Linked DNA regions of Homo sapiens: region 1 is linked to region 2. Evidence: read pairs that join two places in POLR2A ChIA-PET (ENCODE). Cell type or tissue: PC-3. All regions are shown on one strand. Links, peaks and the distances in the headings refer to the core of each region. The heading gives the core; the rest is flanking DNA.

What was found. ChIA-PET counts read pairs that join two places held together with the same protein. Peaks named below come from ENCODE experiments on the same cell type or tissue, not always from the same donor. Only the 100,000 strongest peaks of a DNase experiment are listed, where the experiment ranks them.
Region 1: POLR2A ChIA-PET joins it to region 2 with 13 read pairs; 2 of 35 experiments call an interaction of 5 or more read pairs at or near these places.

Annotation. Positions count from the first base shown.
Region 1 is chr2:170,677,711-170,685,501 of GRCh38, forward strand. LOC100130256 (a long non-coding RNA gene) reads right to left here. Exons shown (of 10, transcript NR_187629.1): 2 at 5,186-5,349; 3 at 4,685-4,780. Among named protein-coding and RNA genes, the nearest start is that of LINC01124, 33 kb to the right of the region's middle. RefSeq lists enhancers at 2,595-3,144, 4,245-4,794 and a silencer at 3,915-4,115. In PC-3, for the core only: no CTCF peak of the experiment used is centred there; no DNase peak of the experiment used is centred there.
Region 2 is chr2:170,158,400-170,166,190 of GRCh38, forward strand. No RefSeq gene overlaps it. Among named protein-coding and RNA genes, the nearest start is that of MYO3B, 16 kb to the right of the region's middle. In PC-3, for the core only: no CTCF peak of the experiment used is centred there; a DNase peak (open chromatin) is centred at 3,982; H3K27ac peaks cover 1,080 bases.

The sequences.
Region 1 (7,791 bases), core at 1,133-6,132, 520 kb after region 2:
CTGTGAAGGCATATGGACTGATACTGGGTGTTCAGAATGAAAAGTAAAAAGATTCAATCTAGAATCTGGACCTTATGGCCTACCGTGCACCAAGCATTATCTGGCCTTTTCTAAATAGTATCAGCATGTTCCCAAGTCTCTGGAGGATGAAACACCCAGGCTGAAACTATCACTTGTCAGTCCTGAGTTTAGGGTATGTAGACATAGCTTAATACCATAACTCAGAAAGAAGAGGGGAAAGCCTTTAGCAAATAGGATAAATCCTTGTTAAGTTAGAGCTAATTACACAGCGTATATAAGACTTTCAGTGGTTTAAATTGAATTCCCTCTGAATTGTGAGGATCTTATTCATGAATAAGAGTCTGATTAGCTTTAGTAGCTTTTCCAAAGTATGTGTTCAGGAAAATAAGACCTGCCCTCAGAGGCTGAGTCTAGCAACTCAGTCTCATAAACGGATGTGTTTATTAGTTTGTAATGTAAGTCTATAAACTATAGCGTTTTTTGTTTTTGTTTTTGAGATAGGGTCTCACTCTGTTGTCCAGGTTGGAGTGTAGTGGTGCCATCACAGCTCACTGCAGCCTCGACCTCCTGGGCTCAGGTGATCCTCCTACCCAGCCTCCCGAGTAGTTGGGATTACGGGCACATGCCACCACGCCCAGCTAATTTTTCTATTTTTAGTACAGATGGGGTTTCGCCATGTTGCCCAGGCTGGTCTCAAACTCCTGGGCTCAAGTGATCTGCTTTGCCTAGGCCTCCCAAAGTGCTGGCATTTCAGGTGTGAGCCACCACTCCTAAACTACAACGTTTTTATTAGTGAATTAATTTTTCTTACAATAGTCCATTTTATATCAGATGATAATATTTTATATTGAATAAAATATCCTTTTCTTTTTCAAAAATTGTATCATTTAGGCCTTCCACAAAGTCAGACTACCCATCCACAGCACACACACTCATTCTCAAGTAATGAAATTGAACTGCACTATTATCATTATGCAAAGCTATGTAAAATAACACAAGTGCGTTAGGATGTATTTCACCCAGCTTTTGTCTACAGGAAAACCTGAGAAAAAAATGAAATGGGTGTCTATCCCTAATTCCTAACAGTAAATGTCCTTGCCTTTGGACCTTTCTGTGTTCTTGGACAGAGAGATCAAGGTGAAAAATATCAAGGAGTAAGAACAGACAAGGCTAAGATGAAAGAAGTTTGCCAACCACCTGCCAGATGGGAAAATCCTTACAGTTCATGAGCATCTGAATTTCCCAAGATTTTTTAGAGAGAGACATAAGTTATACATAGAAGATGAATTGCCTGAGCCTCTGAATCACAAACTCTCTAAGACCGCCTAATGTTATTTTTAAAAATGTATGAATACATACATCTTCATTTTTACTTTATAATCTGAGCTACAGAAAATTTACTACAGCATTATCACCCAGGCCTCATTACCTCTTGGTTAATTAGCTAACATTTGTAAAGTGCTTTGAAGATGAAAAGCATCATATAAATACTAAGAATTATTAAATAACATGAGGGGGAAATCATAAAATAGCTACATTGTTAACATTAATTTGTATTTTATCTGATTATCTTCTCCCTAGCATTTGACATTTAGGGCTGGACTATATATAAAGGCTGAGGAAGTTACAATGTCTATTACAGCTGCGCTCAGGATTTCAACTAGCTCCAAATTAATACTTGCCAAAAAACAAGTTTCAAGCAGAAACAAATCAACTGTCCAGAGATCGCCACTTATACTGGTTAAAGTGTTAACTAGTTAAGCAAACAATTTGCCCCCCGCCCCGCCCCACCCACAGTTAAAGGGAAAGCTCTGTTAATCCAGAGACTATTAATAAACATTTCTACGTCAAGAAAACACAAAATATACTCATGAATAGTGAGCTCAGCCAGACCATTTTGGTGTGAAACATGTGATTCCACTTTGCACCCACGGTACAGTTGCAGATCCTGCTGCTGAGTAGCTCAGGGCGGTATATTATGCAGTGTTGACTGTTCCGGACATTTTGCTGTCATCAAAGTGAGTTAAACAAACTTTTCTGAAGCTGCAGTTCCACTCCCCGTCATCTCACCTCTCCCTTCCCCCAATCCCAAACGGACAGGACAGGCAAACCTGCCTTAGAAAGTCTTTGGCAGCCTGCCAGGGACTGATACAAGGAGGGAAAAAAGCTATAGTAAAATATTATTTAAATATATGTATCATGAAAGCTTTCAATAAAACAGGAAGTAATAGATCAAGTACATTCAAAGTATTTGCAAACTGCTTAATTGGGTAAGGGCAAGTCAAACTCTTCTGATCACAGCAACTTCCTTATTGTAAAGCCCACTTCAGTGATACTGAAGTTAATCCCAAGTCCTGTAACAGGAAACGCATCCTTATTAAAGTAACATTAAGTGCTCCTTTTTTATTGATCTTTCCCTTCAGCTTAATGATAGAAACTTACTGATGTTTTAATAATAACCTCACAAGCTTTATCTCATTTTACTTTGCCTTGCTACTAAAAGATGCAGTGGAAACTAACTTAGCATAAACATTTTGCAGATGTCTTTAAAGGCCAGAGGGAGGTGAAAAAAAAAAGATTCAATTGAGCTGCATGTTAACAAAGATGGCTGAAAAACTAAAAGATAAAAGGGAGGCTCCAGTGTGAACATCAAAGAATTGTTAATGACAAGAAATACCATTAGGGTTAGCATCTCTTTTGTTTTAACCCTTTCACACCTGCAGTGTGTGGTGAGCTAAGCCTTTGTTCCAAAATCTGAATTACCTCCATTAGCATTTATAGAAAAATGGTTGCAAAACAACAGAAATGTACTTTTGATTCTCCCCCTTTGCTTGAAAAGTCAGAAATTAGCTAGGTATCTGTGGGTTTCCTTCTAGTTACTGGGTGTAACTATAGAGACTATAGAGGTGGAAGGTAATAGGTTGCAAATGAGTTTGGTTGAAATGTGAGAATAGCTTTGTAACTGAAAAACAGAAGTAATACCAGCAATGTGGAGAAGCTCACATAAGAAGCTCAGACATTAGCAATAGCAAAATCAGAGCGTGAAATTCAGATTAGCCCTCCCCAGGCTGTGAGAGGAAGGGGGTATTGCAAGACTTGGCATGGCTAAAGGTGTAACCTGTTTTATTTGGCCCCTGAAAAATTTTAACAGATGGTGGGACCAGCTGTCTTTTTCAGCCATTTAATAAACTCTTCGGTGGTAACAGTTTGGAAAGTGGGGGTTTTTCGTTTTAGGCCAGAGGAGAAAATAAAGAAATCTGTCCTAAATTGTCTTTGCCAAGTAGTAAAGCCTGGAAACATTTTGAAAAGTTAAAGACCAAAAAAAAAAAAAAAATCTAACAGACTATACAGTTGTCATTATATTTTTTAAGAGAGCAGCAATAAAAACAAATCTGCCAAATAAGATGACTAAATACTGGCCAAATGCATTTTGTATCAATCTTCTAATCTGGGTTTTAAATTTTGGTCTTTTAAAAAGAGATGCCTGGTTATCCTGTTTAAGGCTTATTGGCAAATTAACAGCACTTTAAGGCAACTATCCACAGCAGCACAAAAAGAAGCAAACTAAACATTTATTACAAGTTAGTACTCATAAGATAAATACTTACTCATAATGAAGGGGTGAATTCCCTCCAATTTACATAATTAGTCTAAAATGGCATAGAACCCTCCTAATCATGTCATGTAAATTACAGAATCCAGGCCAGACCTCAGGGAATGTGGAAAATGCTCATGTCAACTTATTTTCAGAACAGGATCTAAGAGATTTTGCAATTTTGTAAAATTGGGCATTTTTCCCCACCAATAAAATGGCAACTCTCAATTACGAGAGAAAGAGTTTACTTACAAAGATTCTCTCCAATGGCTACAAACACAACTCCTCTTTTTGCAAGTGTTCATGATTCCTGGCTGAGCAACAGCTACTTCCATGTGACAAAGCTTTGTTTGGCCCACAGGCCTATTATGGATACCAGATCTATATTGTCCCAAGTAAATTGCAACAGTAAAATGCAAACTCTTTTTAGGAGAGATTCAGACACCTCAGCCATTTGCAGCTTTCATTATGTGTAGTAAATCTCTTTTACTTAGATTCCAGCTTGCTTGCTTTCTGGACTGCTAGTGATGTTTGCTTCTAAAACAATTAGTAAAGTGTAGCTGGTTGAAGAAAGCATAATGAATAATCCTACCTGGAATAAGTTATACAGTCATCAAGCTAGTTACCAGAATTCCCAGAATGCCATTTCTAATTCCCCGACTGCCATGACAAATTGCAGTTCTTCTTTTAGGAACACTTTTTCTTTCTTTTTTTTTTTGAGACGGAGTTTCACTCTTGTTGCCCAGGCTGGAGTGCAATGGCGTGATCTTGGCTCACCGCAACCTCCGTCTCCCGGGTTCAAGCAATTCTCCTGCCTCAGCCTCCTGAGTAGCTGGGATTACAGGCATGCGCCACCACCCCGGCTAATTTTTTGCATTTTTAGTAAAGACGGGGTTTCTCCATGTTGGTCAGGCTGGTCTTGAACTCCCGACCTCAGGTGATCCACCTGCCTCGGCCTCCCAAAGTGCTGGGATTACAGGCATGAGCCACCAGGCCCGGCCAGGAACACTTTCTCTAGTCTGTAACACCAGCTATCATTCATGCAACACATTCTTACTGAGCACTTACTATGCTTCAAGCACTGGGTCAGCAGCTGAAATATCACGGTGACCAAGACAAACAAGATCCCTGCTCTCTTGGAGCTTACACGGCCTCACGTCTTCACTGGATAAGGAATGAGAGAAAAGAGAAAGGCCATAAACATAAAGCCCTTCACAGCAGAATGTTTAGGATCGATCTATGCAACTTCAAAACTATCTAAATGACACAGATGAGTTTGACAACTAAATGTGGGGGAAGGGGACTTGCCCTCACTTCAGGAGGAGCAATGGAAGAGATTGCAAGTTCATCTTAGCAACGCTTAGCAAAGCACCTGGCTTTTTTATTGTAACATTTTTGTTTTCCAGTCACTGGTTTCAAACAGACGTCACAAGCCTCTCACTAGAAAGTATGATCATCTAGAAATTATATAAATCTAGAAATTGTATGCATTTCCTTACATATTACAAAGTGCTTTACTAAATTTTGGGAATAGTTTCAAGGGGGAAAAATAAAGAAATGGAGCCTTACTTTATAGAAAGAGAAGCATTAGCCAGGCATGGTGGTGTGTTCCTGTAATACCAGCCACTGGAGAGGCTGAAACAGAAGGATCGCTTGAACCTGGGAGGTGGAGGTTGCAGCGAGCCGAGATCGTGCCACTGCACTCCAGCCTGGGCAACAGAGTGAGACTTCACCTAAAAAAAAAAAAAAAAAAAAGAAAGAAAGAAAGAAATAGAAGCATTAACACTGAGTAAAAGCCAGATTGATCTTGTGGCTAGAAGGCAGATACTTGCAACTATTTCTAGTCCCTACCTCCAAAACTTCAACACCTTTATGTCTATATGAACCAATGCGGGTACCAAAGTCATTTAAAGACTGACAGCATAGTGGCCGGGCGCGGTGGCTCACACCTGTAATCCCAGCACTTTGGGAGGCCAAGGCAGGCAGATCACGAGGTCAGGAGATCAAGACCATCCTGGCTAACAAGGTGAAACTCTGTCTCTACTAAAAATACAAAAAATTAGCCAGGCGTGGTGGCGGGCACCTGTAGTCCCAGCTACTCAGGAGGCTGAAGCAGGAGAGTGGCGTGAACCTGGGAAGCGGAGCTTGCAGTGAGCCGAGATCGTGCCACTACACTCCAGCCTGGGCGACAGAGCAAGACTCTGTCTCAAAAAATAAAAAAAAAAAAAAAAAAAAGACTGACAGCATGGCCAGGTATGGTGGCTTATGTCTATAATCCCAACACTTTGGGAGGTCAAGGTGGGCGGATCACTTGAGGTCAGGAGTTCAAGACCAGCCTGGGCAAAATGGTAAAACCCCATCTCTACTAAAAATACAAAAATTAGCCGGCATAATGGTGCACACCTGTAATCCCAGCTACTTGGGAGGCTGAGGCAGGAGAATCGCTTGAACCCGGCAGGTGGAGGTTGCAGTGAGCTGAGATCCCGCCACTGCACTCCAGCCTGGGGGACAGAGTGAAACTCCATCTAAAAAATATATATATAAAAAATAAAATAAATAAATAAATACTGACAGCAATTCTACCAGATTTTCCAGAATGTGGAAATGGAGTTTGCCCTGAACACATGAGAAAAATGAGGAAATTCATGTGAACTCAACTAAACCTGTGCTGGAAAATTTATCTGTTTCCCTGTAGGGTATTAACCTTTTATTTTTCTTTCAATATCATCAATCAACAGGTCATCTGGGCTTAGTGAACATGGGATTCAGGACTAGTTGCCAGCTTTAATGTTTTCAGGTCAACAAAGTTAGGATCCCTGTCTGTCTGCAAGGCAAGTGCTCTAGAAGTTGCTGCCTTGGCCAAGGTCTTAGATACCTATGTATAGGACACTGTCTGCTGTGGCTGGCCATGTCACCTTCACAGTGCCAGGCAGGTCACCAGCAGTGGTCACGGCCCAAGCAGCAACTAGTAGAGTAGCCCACAGAAAGGCAGCAACCCCTGGCCGGGCACCGTGGCTCACGTCTGTAATCCCAGCACTTTGGGAGGCAGAGGCAGGCGGATCACCTGAGGTCAGGAGTTCAAGACCAGCCTGGCCAACATGGAGAAACCCCGTCTCTACTAAAAATACAAAATTAGCTCGGTGTGGTGGCAAATGCCCGTAATCCCAACTATTCGGGAGGCTGAGGCAGGAGAATAGCTTGAACCCTGGAGGAGAAGGCAAAGGTTGCGGTGAGTCGAGACCGCGCCATTGCACTCCAGGCTGGGCAACAAGATCAAAACTCTGTCTCAAAAAAAATAAAAAAAAAAAAGAGAGAAAAAGAAAAGAAAAGCAGCAATCCCTAAGAATAATCTCAATGACACCTAAGTAGCAATCTGATAACAGACTAAGTTCACATATTTGCCCTGTCCCTAATGTCTCGCATAAATAAATGCTATATTTGACATCAATTTTTTTTTTTTTTTTTTTTTTTTTACTAAAAAGTCTCTTCTGGGATGGTAAACTGTAACATTCCTAGCAAAGACAAAAGCAATATTTTACTCTAATGGAAAGCAGGAATGACGAAATAATAAAGCCCATTAAAAGATGGTAAATAAATTTTGGCCTATAAATTTCCTTAGGATTGTTGAAAAATATCATTAATTTCAGAACTCTCTAAATATCCAGGAAACTGCAATTTAGACAACAGTGCAAGAACCCTTTATATTTATATTAGGCATTTTGTAATAGGTTAAATTCTTTGCTTAAATTATATAATCAGTAACAGTTGAATTCTTAACATTTAAAGGAACGGTTTAAGAAATTAGTAGTACATGTGAAAATTAAAGTGTTTCCAGTTTCATTGCTATAATTATAAAAATTCAAAAGGGATTGAGTACTTGACAAAATAACTCTTAATTTTACTAACATTGTTCAAAACACATTTATTGAATATTTGCTATGTGCCAGGTACCATTTATCTGGTACAAAGAGCCCCAGAAAAACACTAAAAGTGACAGGGAAGGAAAAAAAGAAAAAAGGAGGGGGGAAAATCAAGAAAGAAAGAGGATATTTACTGCTCAATGTTAAAACACACTATAAAATTACAAAAATAAGAGCATTTTGCTGGCACCAGAATAGACAGAGAAATAGAACAGCAAAGATATGAAATAAACACAAGTATATCTTCATATTTCT
Region 2 (7,791 bases), core at 1,668-6,667:
TAGGTGCAGAACAATGCTGTGTTGAGTCAAGTCCTTTAAAGAGAGGACCACCAGGGATCCGGTCCACCCTTGGAAATAGGATTGGCAGGAGAGAGAGAAAGCAGACCCCAGGTGGCTGTCTGGGGCACAGGTCTGGGCTTTTCCTGGGTGGTGGAGGTGAGACAGCTCCTCATCTGGAGTTGACTGGAGATTCCCCATGTGGTGTAGATGATATGCACAAAGCCACTTTGCCAAACTCCTCTTTTGACATTTGGGTGTTTTAAAAAAAAAACCACTGTTTGCCAGCTTATACCCACAGTTTGCAGACGGCATCCATGACTACGAGAGGCTGGGGAGGGAAAGAAACTCCCATAATCCCTCTCGGTCTCTTTTCCCATTCAGTCTCCATCCATCTTCCCCAACCCTGATAGTCTCTGGCGATCTCTTGGTGATCTCACCTCTCATAACACCAGCTGGGGAGGCAATGAGCTGTGAGGATTGAGGCCTTCAGAGTTAGGCAGACCCAGGCTGGAAAAGCTGCCTCTTACTCATCCTTCCTAAGCCAGTTTTCTCATCTTTAAATGGCCTTGTTGGGTTGTTGTGAGAATTATATAAAATAAAGCATGCGAAGAGCCCAGCACAGTGGCAGTCACATTGCTGTTTTCCTGATTATTTCAAGCTCTGCCTTCTCTCCATCCCCAAATCCAAATTGTCTAGCCATGAACTCATGTCCAGGCTCTGGGTTCCACACCTCCAGTGGCTTAAAGACATTGAATGGAAGGCTTTCTCCTGTCAGACACTGTGCCAGACTCTTGATTTACATCACCTCAGCTATTGGAATTGTTCCCATTAGAGATGGAGAAGAGGCACAGAGAGATTGTGAAACTTTCCCAAAGCCACACAGCCAGATTCAAACTGAGATTTGTCTGACTTCAAGGAGCTCATACTTTTTGGGTCAAAATTTGGACTCATTATCCCTGAGTAGACCTGCTCCTCACCAGGGGAAGCATAAAAATTAAAAATTCCAAGTCCCTTTGAATTTTCCTTTCTTATCACCCCTAGCCCCACTCCCTATCCCCTCTCCCTTGCTGTCCTCCCCCACTCATATCTAACCAGTCATTATATTATCTATTCCTATTCCTTATTCCTCCAGTGTCCTTCTCCCCTCCTTCCACCATCACCCTGACTCAGTTCTCAAGCCCTGGGTGGGGACTCCTGACCTGCTTCCAGGAGGCACATTCTGCCCTGGTCTTCTTTGTAGGGTATAACATGGTGCTGAGCAGGACAGACCTGGGAGCCTGACTGCTGGCTGCAAATACTGGTTCCATCCCTTATTAATGGTGTGGCCATAGGCAAGTTACTGTAACCACTCTGTGCATTAGCTTCCTAATACCTACCTCAAAGGGGTGTCATGAAGATGAATTGAGTTAATCTTTAAAAAGCACTTGGAACTGCATCTGGAACACAGTAAGCAGTATATACAAATAAACCAATTGCAACCAGACCCCTGGTCCCAAAATGACAATTTTATTTGAGATTCTCTTAAGAAACTTCTAAACCCCAAAGAACTGAAGTCCAGGGTTGTGCCAAAACATCCACCCAGGCTGATCCCACTGCCTCCTGGAGAGCCCCTATGCTGGTTCTCTTGTTTGCTTTCTAGATTCTTGATTTAAGCCTCACATTCCTGCTTCTCAGCTGTGCAGCCCTCTCCTGTGACTCTCAGTCAGCTTGCAGGACCCCTTCAGGACTTCCTCCTCCAGGCAGTCTCCCCAGCCCACAGTGATGACCCCTGCTTGAGACTGGGAGTTTCTTGCACTTATTATTTTGTACTTAATTGCAACCTGCCACGTGATATTTGTTATATCGCTTTTTTTTTTTTTTTTGACATGGAGTTTTGCTCTTGTTGCCCAGGCTGGAGTGCAATGATGTGATCTTGGTTCACTGCAACCTCCGCCTCCTGGGTTCAAGTGATTCTCCTGCCTCAGCCTCCCAAGTAGCTGGGACTACAGGCATGCGTCAGCCTGCTCAGCTAATTTTGTATTTTTAGTAGAGATGGGGTTTCACCATGTTGGTCAGGCTGGTCTCCAACTCCTGACCTCAGGTGATCCACCCACCTCGGCCTCCCAAAGTGCTGGGATTACAGGTGTGAGCCACAGTGCCTGGCCCATAATGCATTCTTATACATTTTTATTTAACTTGTAACAATACTTATGCTTTGTCTACACAACTTAATTATAAGCTTCATGCCAGTAGAGACTTTTCCTTTTGCCTCTTTGTTTTCTCCACCGTGTCTAGGATAATATTTTGCACATGAGATACGTTCCCTAAACATTTGCCAATTGAATCATAAACCACTTTAAAACAAAAATAGCTGACATGAGGCTAAATATAACAAAATTAAGTGTTACTTGGTTTCTTAGTTTCATTTTGCAAATTTTTGTTTCATTTTGAAAGTTTGGAAGTCTTTAATTAGAAATGCATTTATCCTACATGGTACTTTGAAACCAAAGATGTTAGAGTGACACCACTTTATTGTTTTCTTGAAGTGTTAAGTGATGTGTAAATAGAATATTGTTTGACTAATTTTTTTTTACATTTGTATATTTTAAGGTATGGGGAGGGTGGTTTTTGAAATACGGCTAAAAGTCAAGTGAGAAGAATATACATTATCACCTAATTTAATTTTAAGATTAGACTGAAGCACAAGAAACCTCAGCATCATTTAGTTCTCCTTCATGTTGTATGGAACCAGTAATCTAATACCTATCCTGAGAATCTGTCGGCTTCTCTCTTTCTTTTCTCGCCCTACTCTAGTAATTATTTTAACTTTCAATATCCCTTCACGAGTAGGTTTTTGTCATTTTGAGATACCCCCACATCTTTTCAATCAAAAGGCAGAGTGGGAGGAGAGGAGGAAAAAGAGGAGGAAAGAAGTACAGCTATTTTTTATGTCTAGCACAACTCTCTAATATTGCAGACAGGAACCAAGTACTTTACTGGTGCATGTCATTTATTCAGTCTTCTTAATCTTCTCTTTGTAGTGAAAAATCCTAGATTCTTGAGCTTTTCTCAGAACGTATTTATGACTTTAATCATCCGGGTTGCTCTCTTTGGAACCTTTTCCAGTTTCACAATAAAAACAATTTAACAGAGTTTCTGAGCCCTAGTGTTTTTTCTTTAGAAAAAGAGCACTTGCTTCACTGGAATTTATCCTCCTTCCCTTTCTTCCCCACTTCTTCACTTTCTTTTTAGTGTAAAGCTGAATTATACGAGAATTAAAGAAGTCATTTGCTTCTGTTCATTCTTGATCTGTGTGTGTGTGTGTGTGTGTGCGTGTGTACAGTCTTAGCTCAAAAGAACAAACTTTAGCCAATAAGTTAAGCCAATAGTGAGAAATATCTCAACTCCCCTCCTGGACTGGGGCTTGAGGCTCTTGGAGCCTTGCCTGATGGAGAAATTTGAATGAGCTTATGGTGAAAACATGGCTTACAGTATGTGGATCCTAAAGCCCTTTCACCCCATCTCCTCTAGTGAACCAATGTTGTTTTTGCCCACTCAACATCCTTTCTCCTTTCCTCTGGGAGAGGAAGGCGCAGGAGTCCCATTTCCCATGGGGAGTCCTTGTGGCTTGACTGGGGCAGACACTGCTCACATCTCACAGGAGTAGGCAGTGACTCCAGCCTGGCCAATCAGAGAGCTCCATTTCCCAATTCGCAGTGATTGGTTCAGGGCTAGACACATGACCAAAGCCAGATCAGTTGGAGTTTTCCTTGGGACACTTCTTTTTGTGCTGTTCTGCCAGTGGAGGGGACTAACTTTATGGATTAGCAATCTTGGGTTGCTGTGGCCACCTTGTTTCTCAGGTGGAGAGAGCCTGTTAGAAAGATGGGGAGAGAGAGAGAGAGAGAGAGCGCTCTGATGAAATCCTGTGAGTGATGCCTGAAGTCAGTCAGTATAGCCCTGGACATGTCTGAAATATGAGTCAAGAAACCACCTTTGGAAAAAAAAAAAAAAAAAAAAGCTGGTTTGAGACATGTTTTTGTCACTTATACACAGTTTCTGACTAATACACTTGTCATTTTATAATGAGGACATTGAGCCACAGAGTGGTGAAGCGTCTGCCATAGCCTCCTAATTAGAATTTTTGCTGCCATGTTGGCATTATCCCATTTCCTTCACTTTCAGCCCACCACTCCCCTTTTCCCTGTGATGCCAGAATGCTCTTTCTAAACCTCGTACGTGGTTGTCTAATTGAGCTCTTTTTTTTTTTTTTTCTTTTGAGGCAAAGTCGCTCAGTCACCCAGGCTAGAGTGCAATGACATGATCTCGGCTCACTGCAACTTCCGCCTCCCAGGTTCAAGTGATTCTCGTGCCTCGGCCTCCCCAGTAGCTGGGATTACAGGTGCCTACCACCACACCTGGGTAATTTTTATATTTTAAGTAGAGGCGGCGTTTCACCATGTTGGCCAGTCTGATCTCGAAGTCCTGACCTCGAGTGATCCATCCACCTCAGCCTCCCAAAGTGCTGGGATTACAGGCATGAGCCACCATGCCTGGCCTGATTGAGCTCTTTATGATAAAACTCTTTGATGACTCTCCAGTTGCGTATGCTGAATACAGCTGAAGCTTCCCAGCATGGCATACGTGATCTCACAGTCAGGTCTCTGTCCCACACGACTGCCTCTGCTTCTCCTTGGTATTTATGCTCCAGCTATTCTAAAATACTTAAGGTTCCCCAAACATGCCATGCCATTTTAAACTGCTTTCTTTTGCCACCTAGAATTCCCTCTGTCCGGAATGCTCTTCGTGTTCTATGCTAATTTTGAGCTTTTTATTTGTCCTTCAAAATTAATCCAGTTAAAACAAAAGTCAACCCAGTCATCATCCCTCTCCCTGAAGGAGCTTAGAAACTAACAGTAATTCAAGTGACTTCCTTGAGATGACTTGGCTGGTAGTCAGAACTGGAACCCAAGTCTCCTGACTTCCAGCCCATTGCTCTCCTACTGCCCTATGATAGATTTAACCTGGAAAAGATCCAGTGGACGCTTATTTCTCCTCTGTTTATGCAAGTACATCAGTTGCACTGGATCACCCTTATTCCCCACCCTGGCATCTCGATGGCAGCAGCAGACTTCGTTGTACAGAATTTTAAATGTGCCACCAATTATGTGCTGTCTTTCAGGTTGTGCTAATAGCATAAAATGTACGATGCTGAATGTGTTTCTCTAATCTATTCATGTATAATGGTAGCTCCCGGCTCTTAGCATCTGGCCTGCTAACTGCATAGTAAATAATAGTAAACATGCTGCAAGTCTTAATGAACTACTTGTCTAAAATTATTTCTGTAAAATCAGAATACTATTGTTGCTATCAATAAAAACAGCCATTGTGGACGGGTGCCTGGGCCCCACTCTGGCCCAATTAAATAAGAATTGCTGAGGGTGAAGCCAGGCCTTGTGATTGTGAAAGCTTCTGTGGTGATTCCAATGTACAGTCAGGGTTGAGAATCACTGGGCTCATCAGTTCCTCCTTGAGAGGAGGCCTAAGCAGGATTGACAAAAGTTTTAAGCTATGGAACCAAAATAAGGTCATAAGGGGAAGATGTGACATTTTAAAAGAGTTATAAAATATATTTACTTTTTGGCTGATTTGGGGCACACTGCCTAGGAGTTAGGCCATCTCTGGAAAGATATTTTTTAGAAAAGAAAAAATAATTATACATGTATATATGTATATATATGTGTGTATATATATGTATATATGTGTGTGTGTGTATATAGATATGTACTTTTTAATTGCTAAAGCTAGATGTTGTCTGTATACTAAACATCATTTTCTTTGTTTCTGTATTTTTTCCTCATTAAAATATCATTATAAAGTGCTGCCTTATTGCCAGGAAAACAGAGAGGAGTTCACCTAGTTAGCTTAACCTTTCCTGGAGACTTTGTTCTACTTGATCACACTTTGTGTTCCTAACTCTCCTCATTCCTGCAGTGGTGAGAATACAAAAAAATTCTACAAAATGCTCTGTTGGCTTCTTTCCCCTCTTCCCTTTGCCTCTCCAGGGTAGCACTGGTCTGTACATTGTATCTAAATGCACTAACTGAACCCGTTTTGTTTTTACATTTAACTCCTCGTAAGTGATAGATATCTTCTCTAGTTAAAGCAATCTGTACAATATTTAAAAGTTTACAGTTTTAACAAAATCATCCTTGCTTAGTTTTGCTTTGTGCCTGGTATACACAACATCAGGCTCAGGATATTCAGAGTTCATATATGCCTTGGCAAGTGGTAGCAGGGCTTTCCTGGCTTTGGGGATCAGGTATGGAAATCCAAACTCCTCAAAATGTGTTCTGTGCTTCTGAATGCTGTTTTATTGTTTTACTCTCTCTGCAAACATCCTACGAGTCTTTTACTTTTTTTTTTTTTTTTTTTTTTGAGACAGAGTCTTGCTCTGTTGCCCAGGCTGGAGTGCGGTGGTGCAATCTTTGGCTTACTGCAACCTCTGCCTCCTGGGCTCAAGCGATCCTCCTGCCTCAGGCCCCCAAGTAGCTGGGATTACAGGTGCATGCCACCACACCTGGCTAACTTTTTGTATTTTTAGTAGAGATGGGGTTTCACCATGTTGGCCAGGCTGGTCTCGAACTCCTGACCTCAAGTGATACACCTGCCTTGGCCTCCCAAAGTGCTGGGATGACAGGTGTGAGCCCCGTACCTGGTCATGATACAAGTCTTAATGAACTACTTGTATAAAATCATCTCCTTTCCTTTTGACTGGGAGTAGAAGTCCTATTTTATATGAGGAGCCCATTCCATATGGCTTGAGCAGGGCAGCCCCTGCCCTTATCTCATAGGAGGAGGATTTGACTTAGACCTGGACAATCAGAGAGCTCCATTTCTCCATTCATAATGATCTTTGTGATTCATAAGGAACTCTGGTCATAGTGATTCATAGTGAACTCTGGTTCAGAGTTTCCTGTGTCCACCTCTTCACTTTTCTTTTACGGTGGAGAAATTGATTCCTGCACTTCCCACCCATGGAACTCAGTGCCCAAGCCATGGCAATATGTCAAACGAGAAACACATCCATGAATCCCTCCACAATGAGTTATGAATGAAATAAAACAGACATAGCCCATGTTCTAGTGTCTGTAGAGAATGAAACAGAAGTTCATTTTAAAGTGATACTAAATTCACAGTAGCTTGTGCTATATGTTTTTCAATACCAGATAGTGAAAGTAAGCCTCTGTTATGGTAAGAGGTGGGGTAAAAAAAAAAAAAAGCATACATTTTTTGGCTTTGAAAAATGAGTCTTTCTCTGGAAATGGTGGGAACCATTGTTGTGCATAAAGACACTGGTGCAGTGGTGTTCCTTATACTCTCCCTTTACAGGCCACACAATGATGAGTTTAGAGCAGGGCTTCTGAATTTGAGGGACACAACATACTCCCCTCAAACACAAGGGCTCATTGCCACAGTGATCCTCAACTAGTGCTCTGCATGCTCCTAAGGAGAATAATTGGAATCTAAGGGTGGCCTGGGACATCGTGGTAGGCATAGATGACTGGAAAAGAGTCACCATGGTGATGTTTATATCTCTATCCCTGTTCAGAATGTCGGAGAATGTGATTTGAGACCTGAACCGTAATTGCTACTTAATGGCAAAACCAAGAGAGTAAAACAGCTCAGGTACTGTTTAGTTCCTGCTCCTTGTTTTGCCTAACCCACTGTTCCTTCCTTCATTTGTTCATCAAAATTTTGCTGAGTGCCTCTTATGGGCCAGATACTGTACTACTAGGCAATGGGGTTATA